Regions from separate parts of the Homo sapiens genome. Here region 2 is linked to region 1. The links are chromatin contacts, found by Hi-C or POLR2A ChIA-PET in ENCODE. All regions are on one chromosome and are shown on one strand. Each heading gives the region's core, a stretch centred on a gene start or an enhancer-like site at or near the end of the contact. The rest is flanking DNA. Distances are from core to core; before and after follow the strand shown. Region 1 overlaps LOC101926974 (a long non-coding RNA gene). Region 2 overlaps PRKCE (protein kinase C epsilon).

Region 1 (5,901 bases), core at 946-3,445:
AGGATTGGGAAAGGCTTTCAGGACGGGTAAAGCACAGAGCTGGGACATTTGAGGGACAGTGTGTAGACTGTTGGAAGGAGGCTGGTGAAGGGGAGAAGTAGGGAAAAGTACACACAAGAGAGTTGGGGTCAGTTTGCAAAGGACTAAGAATGCCAGGTTTGAGTGTCCAGACTTTGTCCTTTGGACAATGAGAGGCATCTGCTGCACATTTCCAAACAAAGAGGTGACTTTGAAAAGAGGTATCTGAAGGTGATTCTAAACATTGGCAGGAGACAGTAGGAACTGGTAGGGACTGGAGACAAGGTGGTGAGTCAGAGACATTCATGCCATCCAGATGAGATGCCAGGGGCATGGATTAGGACTGTGGAGGTGGGAATGGGAAGAAAAGGACCAGTGGCGAAGGACTTTCAAGGAAAGACTGGGCAGGCCTTGGGGGCTGAGTGGTGGCCAATCCACCAGCCCAGCACACTCTTTGTGTACCTTGATCTCAGCAGCTGAGGCGCCACTGCCCCAGGAGTGCTCAGAGTCCCTGGGGGAGGGAGAGGAAGCACATTTCTGACCAGAGTTTCCAGGAGTTGTGCACCAGTACAGACTGGCACCCAGGGCAAGGGTGGGGTCAGGGAGAGGGGCGGCTCCTCCTATTCTCTTGGATAACAATGCCCCCGAGCCTGCCATTTTCTGTGGTTAAAAGGAGGGCCTTTCTCCCCGCCAGTCCCTCACCCACAGGAAATCCTTGTCCCGGGAGTTCACAGCTGTGAATACAGTCTGTTAAATAGCTCAAGACAGGCCAGGTGCTGCCTGGTGCAGGCCTCCGGGGCCCTCTCAGGGGCCCTGAGCAACCAAGCACTGCCCATTCAGTCACCTGGCATGTCTTTCTTGAGGACTTACTTTGCACGAGGCAGGTGCTGGATGCTGAGGACACAGAGGTGAGGGAGATAGAACCACTACATCCAGTGGGACCACAGACAAGTCAATGCATAGCTGCAATGTAGCCAGACACTTGCCGGTTGAGGTCTGTGCCAGGTGTCAAACAAGCAGAGGATGGGGCTGGAATGTTCAGAGGGAAATGAAAAAAGTCTTCACAGAGGGTGATGTTGAACAGAGTCTTAAAGGGAGAGTAAGGGCTTCTCGGGTAAATGCAGGTAGGAGCAAAGTACATTTATTACATTCCAGGAGATGCTCTGAGCCAAGGCCTAAATAAAGCATCATGGTGCACCTAGAGAACCAGAAGTCACGGGTCAAGCTTCAGGGGAGAAAGTAGAAACGGGTGGGAAATGGAACTGGAGTGATACACGAGGTCCAGATAATGAGGATACCTGTGGGTGTCCCAAGGTGTATAAATTTTATCCTGCAGATCATAGTAGCCATTGGAGCTCAGATGTGGCCACTCACTGTGGGCCCTGCCTTAGGGAAATTTTACATTTTTTCCTCTAGGGGAGCTTAGAGAGTCCAGATGAGGCTCAAGTGTCTGAGGGAGGAAACCATCTCTGCATAAATCACATTCTACCAGGCAGGCTCCCATATCAGGGTTTTTCATGCTCTGTTTCTTCTACCTAGAATGCTCTTCCCCCAGAGACCTAATTTGGCAACTCTCTCCCCACTCCCCCCTCTATTATTAATTTCCCCGACCCTGCTGTCCTCTTTCTTTTTTTCTTTCCATAGCACTTAACATCTACAGTAGAATATGCTCACTTCTTATGTCTATTACTCATTGTGTCTGCTGGAATGTGACTCCAGGGGAGCAAAGACCTTTATATATTTTGTTCCCCAGCTGTTTCCCCTACACCTACAACTGTGCCTGGCACAGGTAGAGGCTCAATGACTATCTGTGGAACAAATGAATGAAGGAAGAAACCGTCTTTGTAATTCCAGTGCCCAGCACAGAGCTGTAAGACGTATGCATGTGTGCAAGAAATGCTACCATCATTAGGGCACCAACAAATGAGTGCCCTCGGGCTTCCCTGCAAACCCCAAGGCCTAGTTGGGCCCCCCAGAGTGGCGCGGGTTCCCCTTACTCCCTGCCGCCCAGCGGGGCACTTGGCACGGCCTGGGGCGAACGTGCCACTCGGAGAATAAAGCGCTTCCTCCGCAGGGCGGCCCTGCCAGGCTGCCGGGGTCTTGCGTCCCGGAAACGCCTCCCCCCAGCCAGCCAGGGGAAGCCTGGGCGGAGCTTTCTAGGAAGCAGCCCTAGCCTGCCTGGCCTTCTCCCGCCTGGAGGAGAGAGAGCTTGAGGTCACAAGGCCCTACTGGCTGCTGGGCACGAGCCCAGGGAGCGGGTCACCTCATTGCTGAGTGACAGGTCTCTCCTGGACCCCAAAGTCCCTCTAAACAGGGCCCCAAGCACTGAAAATATCCCAGTGTCCCAGTACCTATTCATAATTTTATAATTACATTATATTTATTTATATAAAAAGAAAGAGACACAAACAGATATGTAAGAGTAGGATTGGGGCAAGAATACAAGGACACTTAGCTCTATCTGAAATGTTTATTTATTGCAAAATAAAGTGATTAGAAGCAAATGGGAGAAAGAAGGCTTGTTTTAGGTGGTGAAAATATGGATGCTGGTTATATTGTTCTTTTCACTTTTCTGTAACTTTAAAACACTTCAAGGAAAAATAAAGGAAACATAAGGAAGAACAACAAGATTCATATATTTTTTTCTGTGATGACTACTTGGAGCTTTGCTGAATTAATGAATACCCTGGATCCAGCCTTGGTGTTGCTGTATAACTAGTCAGTAGACCAAGGCACCATGGCAGTGTGGTGGGGCAGAGCTTTGCAGAATGAGGGGTCAGGGAGCATGGATGGGGTGGGAGTGGGGACAAAGGCACTTTATAAGTGTCTCTCAAGGCTTACCATGCAGAGAGCCACTTGCTCTTCCCACATAAAGGGTCTGCCTTTCTTCCTTGGCCTCCTGCATGTTTTATTTTTTGCCTCTGACCTAGACCTCAATTGTTGCCACATGAATTAGATGGTGGAGAAGTTGGATGAACAGAAAAGAAGAAAACTTGAGAGGTGGTCTCTGGCAGTAGTGGTTCAGCCAATGTCACCTCCTGGTAATTTGGGTCTCTACCTGTCACTACAATCTCCGAGTGCAGGACTTTTGAGAATGCTCATAGACTCATAAGATACAGTGAAGCCCAGCATACCTCTGCCCCCAGGCCATCGCTAAGTAGCACCTTCCAGATCCCAGGAAAACACATGAAGATTTGTCAGATTGCTGTTTATCCAGAATTCAATGAAAGTACAAACCATAGGAATTTTTGCCTGCTTTTGAGAGGAGACAAAGGAGCAAATTTTCTTTCTTTTTTATAATGTTCAGGGCATCTCATAAGGTTGGTGTAGACTCAGCCCCATCTCTTTAACCTCCATGAAATTAAGGACTCGTGGGTGGTATCCTAGCCAGTCCTGCTGCTGTAACAAAATACCCTAGACTCGGTGGTTTAAGTCAAAGACATTTATTTCTCACAGTTCTGGAGGCTGGGAAGCTCTGGTATCTCATCCTCTTTTTATAAGGGCACTAACCTCATCATGGACACTCCACCCACATGACCTCATCGAAACCTCATCACCTCCCAAAGGTCCTGCTCCTTAACACCATCACATTGAGGGTTACGGCTTCAACATATACATTTTGGGGGAATACAGTCCATAACAGGTGGGAATGTCTTGGAAACCAGCCCTCATGGGAGACATAAACACTCCCTCTATGCATCCTGGCTGATGCATATACAGTCTTTCTTTGAATGTCCCCAAGGCAGCCAGCTCCCTCCCTCCATGTATTGGACATGGTTCTGCTCCCTGGGAGAGACCAAATTTGTCTGGCCCTTCCTGTATTTGTAGACTGAGTCAACCTTTCTCTAGACTAAATGCACTAGCTCTTCCCATAAGCTTCCTACTCTTTTAGTGGACAGATCTGTGCAATGGGAATGATAGTTCCAAGAGTACTCTGAAATCCCAAGAGATCCTGAAATATGTCTGACACATCAGAGAAGGATTGGTTAGGTTTGCTTGACAGAACTGTTCTTTAAAGATTGGTAAATGATCAATCCACTAGCCATGGAAGTGACAGCTTGCGTTTAACCAAGTTGTAAAATCACCCAGTGCTAGTTACTTAGGGCTTCTTGACATGCACAGACGCTTGGCTGAGTCCTGGAAGCTGCAGTGTTGACTTAGCCACTGTCCTCAGCCCGGTGTAACTACACAGGGTCAAAATGAGTCAGCAGGCACCCCAGGCCCTCATCCATTTTCCACAGTCTCCTGAAGGAAATCTCTGGGCAGACGGGGAGGTATCAAGGAGCTACCAGGGAGCTAGGCTGAATTCTGGGTAAGGCAGGAACGTCCCCAAGGCAGGCAGCTCCCTCCCTCCATCTGGGTCATAGAGATGAGCCAGTTAAAGATACAGTGACCTACTAGAATTGTTTAATTTGGGGCTCACATTGGGCCCAGAAATTTCAAGACTTCTTTAGAGCAATGTTTTTCCAATCACTCCTCCGTGAAAGTTGTCAAGTGTTAACTCCTCAGGGAAATGGAAAGCTAAGAATTCTCCACAATTGGCTCAGGAAGTACACACTGAAAGTTTAGCCTGACCTAAGATCCCTAAGATACATGTTTTATTTAGCTTCAGGGTGCCCTTCCTATGTACCCATTTCAGGGATTGGACACAAAGTTCAGCTATAGCAAATGTTTGCTCTAAACAGGAAGTGTTGGCCAGTACTCCTGATCTCCAGAGAGCTGGGTGGGTGGGGGCTCTAATTACAAAGGGAGAATGGCTGCTGGGGGTGTCCTGACTTTCTTCCTGAGACACCTCATCGTCCTTCCTGCCTTACCCAGAATTCAGCCTAGCTCCCTGGTGGTTCCTTGATACCTCCCCGTCTGCCCAGAGATTTCCGTCAGGAGACTGTGGAAAACGAATGAGGGCCTGGGGTGCCTGCTGACTCATTTTGACCCTGTGTAGTTACACCGGGCTGAGGACAGTGTCTAAGTCAACACTGCAGCTTCCAGGACTCAGCCAAGCGTCTGTACATGTCAAGAGGCCCTAAGGAGAAAAAGCAACCAAGAACAGATTTAGAGACCCAGACAGCTATTCTGTAAAATAGGGTTCCAGACCCTGGGCACCCAGCTTCCCATGTGCCTCTGGGCCTCAAGACAGTTCTTAAAAATGCCTCTTAAGTTTCTTTCTGGGCCTGTTGGAGCCTGAGGAGGTTGAAACATAACAATCATGTTTTCCCCATCCAAATTCTGTTTTTTTCTTTTTTTGGAGGCAGACTCACTCTGTTGCCTAGGCTGGAGTGTAGTAGCATGATCCTGGCTCACTGCAGCCTCTATCTCCTGGGGTCAAGCGATCCTCTCACCTCAGCCTCCTGAGTAGATGGGACTACAGGTGCACACCAACCATACATGACTATTTTTTAATTTTTTTGTAGAGACAAAGGTCTCACTATGTTGCCCAGGCTGGTCTTGAATTCCTGACCTCAAACAATCCTCCCACCTCTGTCTTCCAAAATATTGGGGTTACAGGTGTGAACTACTGTGCCAGGCCCCAAGTTCTGAAATATAGAAACAGCGGATGGAGGGAAAGATGTCGGCTCTGTTATGGACTGAGCTGCTGAGGACTAGGGACTTCCCAAGGGGGCCCTTGAGAAGACCAGCTTCAGCAGACCCCCAACCAGCTACAGGCGCCCCCAGTTGGTAGATCCTTTACCCCTACCCCTGTCAGAGCACCTTAGAGTGCAAACTACCTGCTGTGAGGCACACCCAACTGGCCCCTGATCCATTCCCAAACTGTTCACTCAGTCACTACCGCAGTTCACCTCTGTCGGGGGTCGGGCATGGTGGAGTAACCTGCCAGGAGTGCACAGATAATTCCCTCCTCATGGAAACCAAAGACTAAGGAAG
Region 2 (5,784 bases), core at 940-3,439, 160 kb after region 1:
CTGAAAGGGTGGGTGAAGATACTCTGGTTAGATGGAGCTGTGATGGTAAAGTGACATTTTAAAAAGTTTGGTTTGGTTGAAACACAATTTATCTCAAAAGAAAGGGTTTTACTTTGGGAATGAATCCAAGTAGTCCAAAAGGCTCCTATGCTTTCTTAGACAATAAATTTTACAGCTTTGACTGAGTTAGGTTTTTAAAAATCATCTTCCTGATCATGTAGGTCAAGTGCCACAGATTCATGGTGAACAAACGTAACAGCTGTGAGTGGTGGAAAACTGATATTAATACATCGGTAAGAAGGCAGGATTCTATTCAGACTATTCTAGTTTTTACAGTATGGATAGATTAAATATACTTCTTGACTTAACGTTGACAGGAAAAGAAGACAAGCCTCTGGTTTTTGAAACATGGGTGGCATCCTTTGAAAGAAAGGTCAATACAATCTGAGAAGTTACAAAAACGTGTTGAGTAGAGAAAGGAAGTGAAATGACAAATGGAAGTCTCTCCCCTTATGCCTTCTCCTATCTTCAGAAGAGTTAAAAAAGCCTACATCATCTACATCTGATTTCTCCAGGGTCTGAAAAACCTGCAAATATGGCTGTACTCTACCTAAACACCATGGCAAAATCTGTATAAATCTTACTAGCCAAAACAAGAGACCTGTTAGCTCACAGCTACCCCCAAACCTTCAGAGTCACATGAGCAGAGAACTTTGCATCTAGAGCGGGTTTTCCAGCCTGGGCACTACTGACATGTTAGGCTGGATAAATCTTTGTTGTGAGGACCGTCCTGTGCATTGCAGAATGTTTACCAGTATCCTTGGCCTCTACCCACTAGATGCCAGCAGCACTCTCCTGGCCCCCATCCCCAAGTTTCAGCAACCAAAAATGTCTCTAGACATTGCCAAATCTTCCCTGGAGGTAAAATAACCACTAGTGGTTGAGAACCATTATGCTAGAGGAACATCAAGAACCACTTTTCACTGGGGAGGTGAAGAGACTATGGTTGATGAGTGTCTGAACATGAGGTCAGTGCGTTTCCTCTTAGCAATGCTACTGCTTAAAAACCAAATTCTATTTTTTATCTGAGCTTCATGTTGGGGAGAAGAGTTTTCTAAGTCCCAGAATGACAGCATCTTTTGAAAACTTATGAACAAAGGAGCCCCAGGGCTTAACAGACAAAGCATAGCATCTCCAAAAGGTGCCCAAGGAGCCTCCCAGCTACAAACTCCCAGGGTACCCGCCAACTAAAAGCCAGGAGAATCCAACAAATTCCAAGGTGACATTTTAAAAGACACATTATCATTACAGACTTCAACAGTTCTATCTAAATTCTAGCAACGGGAGTTGAGAATCCTGAAGCCAAAATTAAGATATAAGTAGTGATACTAACACACTGGGTGGAGTGTTCCTCACAAGCTCCATTTTAGTGAGAATCTACGTACTGTCTCTCTGCTGCCGGAACAATGCGTGTTTCTCAATCACTAGTTGAAAGAGTCTCTTTGCAAATATTTCTTCACTTGCTAAGCAGAGATGGTTTCTGGGAGATAAATTGCTGGAAACAATGTTCCTCTCCTAGCACTAATGCAAACCATACTGCAAAATGAGGCACTACACTAAAAACTCAATTTATCCTGTTCAGCCTAGAAAGATTAGAAATTAGGGGAATTCGGAAAACACAAGCCCTTAGGGCCAATAAACCATATTTAGAACCATTTGTATGTATTTTATACTCAGGAATTTTATTTATGATAAGAATTTGAATGTCTCCCCCCACCCACTTTATTTATAAAGATTAAGTGACATCATTTAGCTAGAGTAAAGAATGCCCTAAAAAGAACTAATAGCCCAAGTTGTTTCCAAAGTTTAGGAAAGGGAAAAAAAAACACCCTAATAACCCCCCCTTTTTTTTTCTCTTTCACAAAAATAACAGAAGGAAAGCTGCTACTGTAATCAGCAGTGATTGCAGGCATTTCCTGTATTTTTATATCAAGCTGGTTGTTTTTTTTCCATTACATACCCAGTGAACTTCAGTTAGGTCAAGACTAGAGAAAAACAGGACCAATTATGCCTCCAACCCCACAAATCTGCCTACTTAGCTCTGCTAATTTTATCGTGTTGACTCCATGGTTCCAAGGAGCCAGAGATAGGAAAACTTCCATGGGCCATTTGCTCTCTTCCTCCTGGAGCCGAGTTCGTGCACTTCCCCCTCTACTTCTAACCCATTTAGTCTCCAGCATCCTAAGATGGAACTTTTGCTCCATCTGTTGCAGGCTGAGATTCAGTCAGGTTGTTCGAATGAGACTCTTGGGTGAAGTCTCTGCTTTCTTGGAGGCTCCCAGACTCCCTGGGGCCATTGCTCTGGGTTTGCTATCGGACAGGTCAACGCCCAAACTGCCAGATTCCACAGCGACTCCCATCCATCTCTAGGGATCTTCATTCTTATGCTTTATCTTCAAGAAGGGTAAGAAAGTCTTTTTCCTTAGGTCTCATCCTCCATCTCTTTGGCTGTAACTTAAGTCCATTTCTTCATGCTCTGTATTCTGTGGTTACAACAGCATGGGGAGCCTCCTTATTGAAGCCAGTTGTTAGGCAGTGATTATCATATAATAGTCTCATCTCCATTTTTCTCTTTTGTTAGTCCAAGGCTTTCCATGAAGAGTATATTGTGTCTGCATTTTTTGGATAATATTTAACACCTTGCTTCTGATACCAGATCACACTGATTTTTGCAGCCAATGCAGTGTTTTCACAGCCACCAGTAGCTATTTTCTTTTTCAAACCTTTGGAAAAGCTGTGAAAACCTCCTTTACCAATTTGAGATCATTGTAGAACAGTGACAAGCTCTTTGGCCAACTTTGGGTAGTTTCTTTCTCCACCGTGTCCCACAGCTACCCAAGTGCCAACTCTTCTGAGTGTAGAATTTCAGGTAGGTTTCCTCCTGGTGATGGTTCCCATGCTCAAGTTAAACAATGATGTCGTCATTCTAAACAACCTCAAAGGAGTCTCTCCAGTTGATAATTCCACGAAACTGTCCTCTAAGCTTTTCCTCTAGAGTTGCCTGGTTCTGACCATTTATTCTTCAATTATCCATGCTATTGGTCAACATTTTTTCTTATTGTTCACATTAATCCCCTTGTTTTATGTAATTCAGCATCATGATTTCATGGACTATTAGAGCTAGGGTAGATCTTAGAGGTGAACAAATGCCATTTTGAAGTGTTTTACAGGATTGAGGATTAGAAATGTTTTTCTAGTCTTGGAGTTACCTCAGATGACCCCACTCTTTAAATACAGGTGTACTTTCAAGTCAAAACCTGACATCCTTAGCAACAACCCTGCAACTAGTTGACAAAGATTCAGTGATTACCTACTATGTACCTGGCTCCACATTATGGCAATGTAAGGGATCAGTAATAATAATAAGCAATTACTAAGCCCTTCCTATGTGTTTTCCCAAGTATCACCTCATTTAATATTCACAGTAATCCCGTGAGGTAGATACTATTACTATCCCAGCTTTTAAGTGAGAAAATTGAGGATCAGAAGGTAAAAAGAACTGGCTTAGGACCCACATGTGAAGGGAGGATCCCATCCCAGGAGTGTCTGACTCAAAGGTGAGTAATCACCCAGCTTGGCTGAACTTCTGGCTCCCCAGAAGGTACCATGGGGAGCCCGGAAATCTCTGCCCATGTGATTTCTGGACCTCATGTAGAATTAATTTCAGAATCCATCATTTCAAAGCCAACTCAGAAAAATCAGGTTTTTCCTTTACAGGCTTACATTATTTTGGATACAAAATGATTTTCAGAAATCAGATCTACTCCCAAAGCAGGATTATTAGCCACAAAAGAGACTATGTAGTCAAATAAAAACCTAGAGAGGCATGTAGATGTATTCAATGTAAAAGCAGTATTTTTGCCCTGAGAATGAAGTCTCCCAAAAGGACAGTTAAAGGAGAGGACAATACTCATTTGAATGTGTAAACTCTGGTATGTTGGTTTAAAAAAGTCAGTCTATTTCCTTATGGCAAAGGACAGAAACTCCCACCCCTCTGGTGCCCTCACTTGCTTTTGGGAAGAGCTCAGTGGCAGATTCTCCAGTACTTTTGATAGTCAATTGTTCTCTTCACTTTCCTTGAAACATCAGATTTGATTCTGAGCTATTAAAACTAAAATCCTCTGTGTCATGTTCCTTCTTCTGTGAAATTTGACCAATAATTTTCTTGACTGCTGGCTTCCCTTCAAACAATAGCAAGAGAAACCACCCTGCAATTCTTTAGATTCTCCAAGTGAAATGCCTGCTCTCCGGTTTTTTTTCCCCTCCCAGACCTAACCGCTGCAGTACACTCTCAGTGCTACTCTTTCTCCTTTCCCTCATTTCAGTATAGGATGCTTTTACTCCTCCTATTTCTCTAGCCAGACCTTCAAGGGGCTTTTTTTTTCTCCGAACAGGCATCCTTCTCAGGAACAGCACCATGTGTGATGACTGAATTAGCGTCTCTGGCCAGCCACAGAGGAGGGTGGGGACAGATGTATAAACCATGAACTTGGCTAACAAGCAAATGAAGGCTACACAGACCAAATCCCATCAATCCAAGGACCCACTTGATTTCAGTTAAGGGCGGACAGTAGAGGTGGGGAGCACATACTCACGGTAACCCAGCCTTCTGATTTCCTCATTGATTCAAAGTGTCAACAGTGACCTCAGCAGTTTCTCCAATCTCCTTTCACATTTTTCTTAATCATCTAATTATTTGAAACTAGGATGAAAGCAACCAGGTCACAGTTACCAAATTGCTTATTACTGGTCACAGGGATGTTTACTTTAGAATCCTGTATATTGCAGTGTCAAGGCAGCTCATGCCCATCTGTGCACACTGTTTCCTGGGAAGTTCTAGAAAGCAACTCTCACGTGACATTCTCCAACATAGAGGAGTGTGGTCATCTCTCTGAAGTTGGCTTCCCTTGGACACAGCCCTAAGCTGGGTACCTTGGAGGATCCAAGAGAAGGTGAGGTCATGGTCTCTGATCTCCAAGGGCTAGCTAGCAATTTGGTTGGGGAGACAAGACTAATAAAAACGAAACATTTCGAGACTAAGCAAGCATTACATCTGTACCCACACTCCAAAATCCCATAAGCCACTGGGAAAATGATCATTCACCTTATGGAGAAACCTCACCCCAATCCTCCTGCCCTGTAACATTATAAAGCAAGTCCTTTCCTCTGTAACTTTAGGCCCTTGGTTGACACAGGCATCTAAAAGTAAGGAAATTTGTATGTCTTATATCAAAAAGAAAATCAAAGATGAAGAGTCATATACAAAGAGAAAACAGAAGGCAAAGGGTGGGGTCACTCTCTCTCAGCCGAGTTCCCCGGGGTACCTGGTACCCTCTGTGATGGGGTGCTAATTACAAACGGGGAAAGCAGCCTGTGTCTGGTTCCAAGCTGGCTTAATTATACCTCTGAATCTTGCTTCCATCTAAAACACTGATTTATAATTTAGACAAATACACAAAAAGAACTTGGGAGCTTTGATGCAAGCACTGATGCCCATAGAGATCTTTTCAAAATCTGGCCTGCTGCATGCAGCAATGGCCAGATACCATGTTGTATATACACAGCATGAGATTAGATGATAAAGGCTTCCCCACTGGAGAATGCTGAGGAGCTTGAAGAGAAATGGGGCTTCTGGGTTCCTTACACCCCTCTCAGCTTATTTTTCCAGCCATGTGTTTGGTGGCTCAAATCTCTGAGCAAGATAGACTAAATGAAAATTTTTCA

Evidence for each region. Hi-C counts contacts between places; a loop is a spot of excess contacts on that map. ChIA-PET counts read pairs that join two places held with the same protein, here RNA polymerase II (POLR2A). Pooled maps may share reads with other maps.
Region 2: a loop to region 1 is called in a map of heart left ventricle, with 3 times the contacts of the local background. The contact joins two enhancer-like sites. A Hi-C loop is called at or near these places in 2 of 168 maps with a recorded cell type or tissue (heart left ventricle and heart right ventricle) and 1 of 50 pooled maps. POLR2A ChIA-PET finds 5 or more read pairs at or near these places in 2 of 52 experiments (Caco-2 and endothelial cell of umbilical vein).

The regions. Positions count from the first base shown.
Region 1 is chr2:46,272,410-46,278,310 of GRCh38, reverse strand. All of the region lies in intron 2 of LOC101926974 (a long non-coding RNA gene), which reads right to left. Among named protein-coding and RNA genes, the nearest start is that of EPAS1, 22 kb to the left of the region's middle. Within about 2 kb of position 2,195, at least 16 of the 41 ENCODE cell types and tissues checked have a DNase peak (open chromatin) inside an H3K27ac peak, as active enhancers do; they include endothelial cell of umbilical vein and heart right ventricle, where a contact is called at or near this core.
Region 2 is chr2:46,115,409-46,121,192 of GRCh38, reverse strand. The region is part of intron 11 of PRKCE (protein kinase C epsilon); the gene reads right to left. Among named protein-coding and RNA genes, the nearest start is that of EPAS1, 180 kb to the left of the region's middle. RefSeq lists an enhancer at 3,056-4,255. Within about 2 kb of position 2,189, at least 3 of the 41 ENCODE cell types and tissues checked have a DNase peak (open chromatin) inside an H3K27ac peak, as active enhancers do; they include endothelial cell of umbilical vein and heart right ventricle, where a contact is called at or near this core.